Regions from separate parts of the Homo sapiens genome. Here all the other regions are linked to region 1. The links are chromatin contacts, found by Hi-C or POLR2A ChIA-PET in ENCODE. All regions are on one chromosome and are shown on one strand. The core of a region is the stretch at or near the end of the contact, and the rest is flanking DNA. Distances in the headings are between cores, read along the strand shown.

Region 1 (3,076 bases), core at 223-2,722:
TAGAGAGTTGCCATACTGATTGGTGGAAACTTGCTTTTGCAGGAAATGTCTCTAGCAGTGGGTGGCTTCTATCAGAAGTTGTCCCGGATAGAGTAGCCTCTTGCTTGGAGTGCCATACAACAAACTGTAGGTGCTTTCATTGCTACTAGGGAAGGTTTCCAGAGCCAGAGAGAGGTTCCTGGACTATGAGGTGCTCTCCGAGTTTATCAGTGGACCGGCACCACTAAATACCTTGGCAATGCTACCCCACATCTCTTTGCCCAAAGGAAATCAATTAGGTGATGTGCAGCATCTGGAATCCATAGTTTTAAATTAACTTTATGATTATTTAGCATCATTATAACACATATGTGATTGTTACATGATGCTGGCCCTTAGTCTCTTTGGCACAGTGACTACTTTAGAGGCATCCCAGAAAGCAGAAGAATTTTCTAATGCAAAACCTTTTGGTGGAGAGACAAATGTGTTTCAAATTCCAGTTTTCTTGAGTGTACTGTGTATAAATGGACAGCCTACATTTAGAAGTATGTGTCACCCTTTTCTCTCCCCCTCTTTTCTTTTACCCTTTCATGTAGTTGTCACGTGTGTGGATTTGAGACCGAGCTCAATGTCCAGTTTGTCAGCCACATGTCACTCCACGTGGACAAGGAGCAGTGGATGTTTTCGATCTGCTGCACTGCCTGCGACTTCGTCACCATGGAGGAAGCAGAGATAAAGACTCACATTGGCACCAAGCACACAGGTGACCATTCCTGTCTGTCCTTCTCACACTCCTTCTCCATCCCCTGCACCCCAGAGCACCTGCCACCTGGCCGAAGCATCCCCACTGCCCTGAGACATTGCCCTTTTCCTTCCATGGAAGGAAGGACTTTCCCAAGGCATGAAAGCCACATTTCCCTGTAGTCATAATACTGTTTCCTGGCATGCCTTGTGCCTCACTGCTCTGAAAGACTCCCAAGTTCAGATGTGGTTGAGAGGTGCCGAGCTCTTTGCTTGTTGCTCATCCTGATCCTCTTCCTCATCACCATATGTGACAGTCTTTCAATGCCCCAGTCTTATGCCTTTGCACACTGGCTCTCATTTAAGCCCCATAGCAACCCTCTAAGTGAATACTATTATTATCACACTGTACAGTACAGGTGAAGAAACAGGCTTAACAGAGGTGAGATATTCCATCCAAGGTCAGCAACTAGGGGTTGCTGTGGTCACTAGTTTCAGTCACTAGTTCAGTAGTCACTAGTTTCAGTGACTACTGAAACTCAGCCCAGAACAGTTTTCATTCCAGAGCTTGCTCTCTGTATCATTGCTGTTCTGACAGCCCCGAGAAACACTTGGCAGAGCTTTGAACCTTTCTGTTTTCCCATGCCAGGGCACTACACACCTACTTCTGTAGGCTCTGTTCCTCTCCAGTGAAACTGCAGCCCTGACGCTCTCCTTAATGACGCATGGCATGTGTGTTCGCGGCCAAAGAAAACCAGATTCTCCTGAAACAAACCCATCACTGTCTAGGCCATGGCCAAGGCTTCACCAGTGCTCGCCTGTTATTTAAGCTTCTTGCCATTCTGGTTAACTTCTTCCATTTATTGATGTTAACATTCTGACTTCACCATGCAATTATACTCTCACAAGTGATGGTTACAAATGATACCAGCAAGGAGTCATTAAGTGAGAATGAGGAGGAGCTCCGTCTGCATTTGCGGGGCTTACAAATTAAGAGCTGATGTTGCTGATTGCCAGCCCTGGGTGTTGGGTCAGCCCCTCACATCATCAGCACTTGAAGGATTCGGGAAGGGGAATTTCCCTGACAGTTGTGCTGACGATGTACACAGCAGAGGAGGATCTCTCTGTGTTTCTCTGGCCACTTTGGCTCAGTGGTGCCAACAGTAATAAAAGCTTGTTTTTGTCAGTAAATTGAGCAGCTATGACTTGGAGGTCTGCAGAGAGCCGTTATGCCAAGTGAGAAGGTGCCATTTTTACAGTCAGTTGTCTGACTGTAACCACATTAGCCTGTGGGCAGCAGGTGAGCTGGGAAACCCATGTTGAAGACAAATTAAATTCAGCATTTCTGGAGTGGCTAATGGAGGAAAAGGCCAAACTCTTTTCCATTACCACTGGCTTTTCAGATAGTCTTTTTTTTCTCCTTTCTGTTAACCTTTGTTCTAACCCTCTTTACTCCAAAGTATACCTGAACCCAGTTGAAAACCTTCCTCCCTCCCATCCTGCTCCAAAGCCCCCTCCACACCCATACCACCATAGAAACCATAGAAACCATATGGCTAGGCAGAAGCTGGACTTGTCATCATTTAATTGTCGTGAGTGGAAACTTCACAACTAACCAGTGCAAACACATACCTCGTAATTACCACAGGGAATGAAGCAAAGATCTTGTTCTCTCTGATGTAGCAGGATTCAGGGCTCATTGTCTAGCAGGAAAGAATATTCTTGTTTGTTAGTACAGTCACCCAAGAGTGAAATGCATTAAAGAAGTTTCTTTTTTAATTCAGTAGGAGCCTTTAATGCTGCTGCTCTAAGAATAAGGTTAAAACCTATTTTATAAGCCAGGGTCCTGCAAGCTTTTTTCAAAGGGGCAAATAGTAAATATTTTAGGCTTTCAGGTCATACAGTTTCTGTCACTACTACTCAACTCGGCTGTTGAAACTTGAAAGTAGTCGTAGACAATATGCAAATGAGTGGGCATGGCCATGTTCCAATAAAACTTTATTTATAAAAACAGGAGGCTCATTTGAGCCCAAGGACTGTAGTTTGCTGACCCCCATTATAAGCTAATGGTCTCACAGCAAGGGTTTCCTGTATTTAGTATAGTTTTGAGATGTTTCAGTTTGACCCAAAATAGATCAATCTAAATCTGTAAATTAGTAAGTTGGACTATTGCAAAGTTAGGGTATAAAGCAATATATATGTTATATGACATATATAGCAGTATATATTCCCAAGAACAGGGAGCTTATCTAAGTCACTGCTGTATCTCAGCACCTGGAGCAGGCCCTACACAGTACAAGTGGGGAATCAATGTACCTTCAGTGAATGAATATATTTGTGTGCAAGCTCATCTGTG
Region 2 (3,374 bases), core at 309-2,808, 35 kb before region 1:
AACCAATTCACTGAGACCCTGTTATTGCAGTAAAGAGTTTAATTAATGCAGGGCAGCCTAGCAGGAGGACTGGAGTTATCACTCAGATGAGTCTCCCCAGGAACTCAGAGCCCAGGTTTTTTATGGATAATTTGGTGGGCAGGGGGCTAGGGAATGGGTGCTGCTGATTGGTTGGAGATGAAATCATAGGGGTATAGAAAATGGTCCTCATGTGCTGAGTCCACCTCTGGATGGGGGCCACAGGACTGGTTGAGTCATGGGTCTGGGTGGGGTCAGTCAGTTGCCAGAATGCTGTCTGAAAAACATCTCAAAAGACCAATCTTAGATGCTACAATAGTGATGTTATCTATAGAAGCAACTGGGGAAGACACATCTTGTGACCTCTGGCCACGTGACTCCTGAGCAGTAAGGGATTATAGAAACTACACCTTCATTTTAGAATTCAGACCCTTCTCATAATCCTAGTCTTGTGGACTTTTATTAGTTTTCAGTCTGTGAGCCAGAAGGGCATTAGTTTTAGGGAGGGACTATTATCATCATTGTTTCAAAGTTAAATTATAAACTAAATTCTCCCCATGGTTAGCCTGCCCTAGGCCCAGGAAAAAGCAAAGGCAGCCAGTCTGTGAGGCCAGAAGCAAGAATGGAGTCAGCCATGCTGGACTTCTCTCACTGTCATCATCTTTGCAAAGGTGGTTTCAATCAGAAAACACCAATAAGTTAGTTTCATTTTGAACAAAGGAGAAAATATCTTTTCATACTATTCTCATACTGAATGCTTGACACCAACTCTCTCTGGAAGTTTCTATCATGAGGATATTCCTGGAGCTTTGGACAAAATCCACTTTGGCAGAACCACATTTAAATATGACGCTAGGCTGGGCACAGTGGCTCACACTTGTAATCCCAATGCTTTGGGAAGCCAAGGCAGGAGGATTGTTTGAGGCCAGGAGTTCAAGACCAGCCTGGGCAATGTAGCAAGACCCCGCCTCTGCAAAAAATTTAAAAATTAGCCATGTATGGTCGTGTATACCTGTAGTCCCAGCTACTTGGGAGGCTGAAGCAGGAGGATTGCTTGAGGCCAGGAGTTCAAGGCTGCAGTGAGCTATTAATAAGATCAAGCCACTGCACTCCAGCCTTGGTGTCAGAGAGACACTGCCTCTAAAAAATAAAATTAAAAAACAAGCAAATACATAACTGTGACTCCAGAAAAATGGTAGACCTAAAAGCAGCTAAAGTAAATGGAGATATTTTCAATGAAAATGTTGGGAAAAAATCTTGTAAAGTGGTATTTGCAAAGTAGAACTCCTCTTTAAGGTATCAAAGTGCTTCAGACTAAGGAACACTATTTGAATGTTCTGCGTTTATCTGTACCTACTACCTTCATAATTTCCCCATCCTCTGTTGTATGCACTCTACAGAACCTCTTTCCTATCGGGGCTTTCCAGTCAAAATGACTCATCCAGCTGCAGAATCTAGTTTCTCCGCCCTAAGTATCTAGGAATGAGTCACTCAAATGAGTTGCTTCTTTTTTAACTTCAATGGAATTAGGCTTGAAAGATTCATGATGGGGGAGGGTCCTGGGAAAGGGGCCTGTGCTGAGGTTATCAGGGAAATCAGCTGTATTATAGGAATGGGAAAGAGGCCAGGAAACAGGATAATGAGGGAGTGGGATAGCCTGGAGGTAGAATGATTTATAAAAAAAGATTAGATCCAAATTCTGGCTGTCTTTGTTAGAGTATGGAGGCAGGAATTAATTGGTTATGTGGATTGTAGGTAACCATTTTGTGGCAAGATGACTTAAAAGGTAAGGTGACTCATCCTAATTATTTTTTTTTTGCTCACTAATTTTCTATGTACTGTATAGTCACTTGCACCCACAGAAAAACAAGGGGAAAGTTTACTCAGGAAAAAAAAAAAAATGTGTACTCTTGCAAATGCTTTTAACATGTAGGCAAGCTTTCGGTATGTGAAAGTTATTTCTGACACAATTTTTGGTCAAATTGTTTTTCATTTTTATGAAAATGTTAATTTTTAAAGCACTCTGGTCTATCTCCCAACTGTTACTTTTATCACTCGAAAATGTGTTATTTTAAAAATATCATCACTGGTGTCATACTAAGACTTGCCATGCCTTTCATAGTAATTAATGTTTTTTGTTTTTTGTTTTTTTTTTGTTTTTGTTTTTTGTTTTTTTTTTTTAAAGCAGCCTGGCACAGTGGCTCACGCCTGTAATCCCAGCACTTTGGGAGGCCAAGGCGGGCGAATCACGAGGTCAGGAGTTCAAGACCAGCCTGGCCAAGATGGTGAAACCCCATCTCTACTAAAAATACAAAAATTAGCTGGGCGTGGTGGTGGGCGCCTGTAATCCCAGCTATTTGGGAGGCTGAGGCAGAGAACTGCTTGAACCCAGGAGGCGTTGGTTGCAGTGAGCTGAGATGGCGCCACTGCACTCCAGCCTGGGCGACAGAGCGAGACTATGTCTCAAAAAAAAAAAGCACTGGGACATGAAAAAGAAAAATGAAAGTTATCTTTGGGTGATGATGGGAACTCTGATTGAGGGTTTTAGTTTTGTTTCCCCCTACCACCACCTTGTCTCTCTTCTTCTAGTTTTCTATAATGAGCATGAAACACTTCTATAAAGAAAAATTAAATGTTTAGAGGGAGTAAGATGTTAAGGAACAAAGGTAAGATTCATGGTGCTCTGAGTTAATAGGCCGTAAGCTTAATAATTATGGTTATACACAGGATAGGTCTTTGTCAGAGACTGCTAAACATCTTGTACAACAATCTTGTGTAAACAACAGTGGTCAGGAAAAGACTCCCCAGAAGGTGAAATTCCAACAAATTTTGGCAGAGTCATTTCAGAAACGTTAAAGTTACACATCCTGTAAGTTATTAATAAAGATGTGAAATCCTTGTATGAAATACGACTATGATCACAGTCATTTCCATTTGGAGGTTCACGAAGCTTACTCAAGGAATGATTGAAGTTTGAGGGTGGTTACTTATTTTTAACCTTGCAAGGGAGATTCATGAATTAAATTAATCTTAGGGCACCAGGTGTGATAGAAGAACTGCACGCCATTTTCTCTATCTTGGTTGTTGAAAATAGAGTGTTCAATGGGACAGTCTGTTGTACTGTCTCATTGCATCATTGGTCTCATAAGTATCAGTGACTTAGGTATAATTAATAAAATAATAGCTGCCGTGGGAGGGTATTTTCAGTCGTTATATCAAAATGTATAATAAGCATTCTAATTTCTGTTATATCTGTTTAATTTCCTAACAAAGGAGTTCAGTTAGAAAAAGGATATCAGTGGCTCCTGACAAACCTGTCCTTAACTTTCCCCTTAGATTATTTTCATTCTTCTCTG
Region 3 (3,408 bases), core at 35-2,534, 52 kb after region 1:
ATCTGGGGGTGATAGGAGACAGTGACAGATCATCAGGCATTAGATTCTCATAAGGAGCATGCAGCCCAGATCCTTTGCATGCTCAGTTCACAATAGGGTTTGTGCTCCTAGGAGAATCTCATGCTACCACTGATCTGACAGGAGGCGGAGCTCAGGCAGTAGTGCCAACCATGGGGAGTGGCCATAAATGCAGATGAAGCATTGCTTGCTCCCCACTGTACACCCCCTGCTGTACAGCCCACTTCCTAACAGGCCATGGACTGGTACAATTTTTATGAATATTTTTCTGAAGATAGGTCCCAGAGCTTTCATCAGATTTTTCAAAGTGTCTCAAAAATATAAGGTATCATTGTCTTAAAGAGAGATGTGTTAACCATTGGGATAGATTAGAGAGCAAATCTCTTTCATGACAGATTTTTAAGAATAAGTCATTCAATGGTCTATATATTAGATACAAATTATTCTAGCAATGTTAAATTTCTTTTTTTCTGATCAGCTGACTTTAAGAAAATGTCAGACTTTTTTTGAGTGTGATAACAATGTTGTGGTTATGTAAGAGAACATTCTTATCCATAGGAGACTCATGCAGAAGTATTTAGGATATACTGTTATGATATTTTAATTTTACTCTCAACATTCCAGCAAATAAGTATATATAGGCATCAGTATAGAGAGATTTAGATAAAGCAAATGTTAGGAAATGTGGCAAAATATTAACAATTGGTGAATCTAGGAGAGGGCAGGTGGGTATTGATTGTGCCATTTTAACTTGCTTGTGGATTTTAGAAATTCTTTAAAAGAATTTTTAATTCTTTATTCTTTGGGAACAAAAGAATAAGGCAGTCCATTTATCTGTCTTTTTATTCGTGCCCTCCCCCATTTATCTGCCTTAACTTGGTAATTATAAAGAAGGCAGTTCTATTATATTTTGTAAACGGCTAAAACCAGGCACACACACAAAAAAAGGAAAATCACCAAGGAGCATCCCAAATTACATTTGAGCTATAGCTATAACCAAGGACAGAATTAAAAATAATGCTTCACCTTTTCCCTAATTTTCTCCCCACGTAACTCCCGCCCATCTCATAGGCAGACACATGGTTTGTTCATATAAGTCTACTAAAATCACTATGGTGTCCACCATATCTCTATCTTTTAAGTTCACAGGCAAAATCAATTGCAGCCACCTCCTAGTTGATGTTATGCTTGAACAGTAAAGTGCACACAGTAACAGATGGCATCTTGTGACCTTCTTAATAACAGGCTTGGCTGCCAATGTTCCCTTGTGCCCAGTCTCTGCAGGGAATTTGGAAACTGTTGCCTTACACTTGAATATCTTCCGGCAAACACATTTAACCATTTCTTAGTCTGTTTTCTAATTTAAAATAGAGAGAGGAAAACAAAACAAAATTCCCACCACCTAGAAGGGACATTGATATTTTCTGAGTCCAGAGGCCCATCCCGGGATTCTCTGGGGTGTGCTGGCAGTCACACAGCGTAGCTGTCATGTTTAGTGTGGTGAGGCCCTCAATTCCAGGCAAAGTGTTTATCACTCTACCTAGACATATTGGTGGCCAGTGTGATCTTTTTTTTTTTTTTTTTTGAGACAGAGTCTCACTCTGTCGCCCAGGCTGGAGTGCAGTGGTGCAATCTCAGCTCACTGCAAGCTCCACCTCCCAGGTTCAAGGTATTCTCTGGCCTCAGCCTTCTGAGTAGTTGGAACTATAGGCGCCCACCACCACACCTGGCTAATTTTTGTATTTTTAGTAGAGACGGGGTTTCACCATATTGGCCAGGCTGGTCTCAAACTCCTGACCTTGTGATCCGCCCACCTCAGCCTCCCAAAGTGCTGGAATTACAGGTGTGAGCCACCACACCTGGCCATCTTTTTTCTTCCTGTAGTTTAAAAGAAATGTATTCACTTCTCACAGCAAGGCATACAAATTAGCCAAAAAACAATCTAAGTCATGAAGTTAAAAGGTCCCTCTGCCATGACAGCTCACGCCGTGGTGAGTGAGGCTTGTTTTCAGTCATCTAGTTCCCTTTGTTGCAAACCTTGGGCAGCTGTGGCTATCAAGGTCCATAGAGAAATGGGGAAGGAGGGTGAGAGCAGTGATTAGGTGAGGGAGCAGCCTGCCTGTCTGACCCCTGACCCCTCCACTGTCCCACAGGGGCATCTTTCCTTTGTTGAAAATGGAAGCCAAATAAGGGTGACCCTAGGGGAAAACAATGAAGACAATCACACCAAAGCCCTTCGGAGTCCTTTTCTCCCCTCAGCAGAATGACCTGTAAGGCCTTGTACCAGGAAGGAAGTGCTAAAATCAGTCTCTGCTAGGCAATCAGTGTGGGGAGATGAGTGGAGGAAGAGCAAGAAGAACACTCCCGGGGAATATGTGGTGGGGTAAAAAGTGCAGCACCTCAGCTAGCAACAGCTCAGCCGACAGGTGGAATATTGTGTGGAGTCACTCACAGAAGGAGAGTCTTAATCACAGTAAGACCTAGGGCTCCTTTGGGGGAGTGTAGGTGGGGGGTTTTCACTCCTGGGTATCTCCCCGTATAGCTGAGGAGAAGTGAGAAGTGAGAGTCTTCCTGTTGGCCCCATTTCTGGACTTCAGAACAGAGGAGGCCTTGGAGAGGGAAGTTTCCTCTGCTGGGAAAAGCTGGCCTGGGTGTGAGAAAGCCTTGGCTGGGGAGCTGTGAGTCTCTCCCAGGAAAGCTGGGGGAGGTGCCCATTGCTCCTTTATGTTCGCCTCCCAGGGCCAGTGTAGAGTGCCTTTCTTAGACAGACCAGAAGACCCATGGAAAAAGCCTCCCTCTATTCAGGCATGCCCTAATCCACCTGTTGCCACCTTCATTCTGGGGCCACAACCTCCAGGATCAATAAGCTTTGGAAATGATCCAACCACAGAACAAGGGGGCACACCTCTGAGGCATGATCAAAACAAAACCAACCAAGCTCGGAAGCCACGAGATACTCACATTGCTAAGAAATGGGAGGTCCTTCCCCAGCCTCAGGCCACAACTCCTCCCACAGCCACCAGCAAGTCACCTGCCCTCTCTCCTCTTTTCTTCTCCCCGCAAATCACATTTGCCATCCCTTATTTATATTCCTCAAGCATACGTTTCAGATTTGGGGTTTGCCTGGCTGTATCTCCTTTAGCGCATCACGGAAACTGTGTAGGGGATGGAGAAGAAGTGAATATAACTAAAATCATGTTTGTGTGCAACAGTGCCACGCACTAGTAATTCACTTCATTTTTAAAGTGTTGCAATTCTAGGGGCTCCTACATAGGATTCTAAAGGCTGTCATTGGAAACACAGTTTTTCAAAGGATGCTGCTTTTTTTTTTTTTTTTTTTTGAGACAGAGTCTCACTCTGTTGCCCAGGCTGGAGTGCAGTGGCGCAATC

Evidence for each region. A loop is a pair of places that touch in the nucleus more often than their neighbours do. ChIA-PET counts read pairs that join two places held with the same protein, here RNA polymerase II (POLR2A). Pooled maps may share reads with other maps.
Region 2: a loop to region 1 is called in a map with no recorded cell type, with 5 times the contacts of the local background. The contact joins two enhancer-like sites. A Hi-C loop is called at or near these places in 3 of 168 maps with a recorded cell type or tissue (PC-3, endothelial cell of umbilical vein and naive thymus-derived CD4-positive, alpha-beta T cell), 20 of 37 single-sample maps with no recorded cell type and 13 of 50 pooled maps. POLR2A ChIA-PET finds 5 or more read pairs at or near these places in 4 of 52 experiments (OCI-LY7, activated CD4-positive, alpha-beta memory T cell, activated T-cell and 1 more).
Region 3: a loop to region 1 is called in a pooled map, with 2.3 times the contacts of the local background. The contact joins two enhancer-like sites. A Hi-C loop is called at or near these places in 8 of 168 maps with a recorded cell type or tissue (PC-3, cardiac septum, endothelial cell of umbilical vein and 4 more), 5 of 37 single-sample maps with no recorded cell type and 14 of 50 pooled maps. POLR2A ChIA-PET finds 5 or more read pairs at or near these places in 4 of 52 experiments (PC-3, PC-9, Panc1 and 1 more).

The regions. Positions count from the first base shown.
Region 1 is chr4:145,772,172-145,775,247 of GRCh38, reverse strand. ZNF827 (zinc finger protein 827) reads left to right here. Exons shown (of 15, transcript NM_001306215.2): 11 at 576-742. It also overlaps a transcript of C4orf51 not described here. Among named protein-coding and RNA genes, the nearest start is that of C4orf51, 94 kb to the right of the region's middle. Within about 2 kb of position 1,472, at least 7 of the 41 ENCODE cell types and tissues checked have a DNase peak (open chromatin) inside an H3K27ac peak, as active enhancers do; they include gastrocnemius medialis, where a contact is called at or near this core.
Region 2 is chr4:145,806,600-145,809,973 of GRCh38, reverse strand. The region is part of intron 8 of ZNF827 (zinc finger protein 827); the gene reads left to right. Among named protein-coding and RNA genes, the nearest start is that of C4orf51, 130 kb to the right of the region's middle. RefSeq lists enhancers at 1,372-1,561, 791-1,990, 2,418-2,637. Within about 2 kb of position 1,558, at least 10 of the 41 ENCODE cell types and tissues checked have a DNase peak (open chromatin) inside an H3K27ac peak, as active enhancers do.
Region 3 is chr4:145,719,540-145,722,947 of GRCh38, reverse strand. All of the region lies in intron 2 of C4orf51 (chromosome 4 open reading frame 51), which reads right to left. Among named protein-coding and RNA genes, the nearest start is that of C4orf51, 41 kb to the right of the region's middle. RefSeq lists enhancers at 1,948-1,997, 2,638-2,837. Within about 2 kb of position 1,284, at least 3 of the 41 ENCODE cell types and tissues checked have a DNase peak (open chromatin) inside an H3K27ac peak, as active enhancers do; they include gastrocnemius medialis, where a contact is called at or near this core.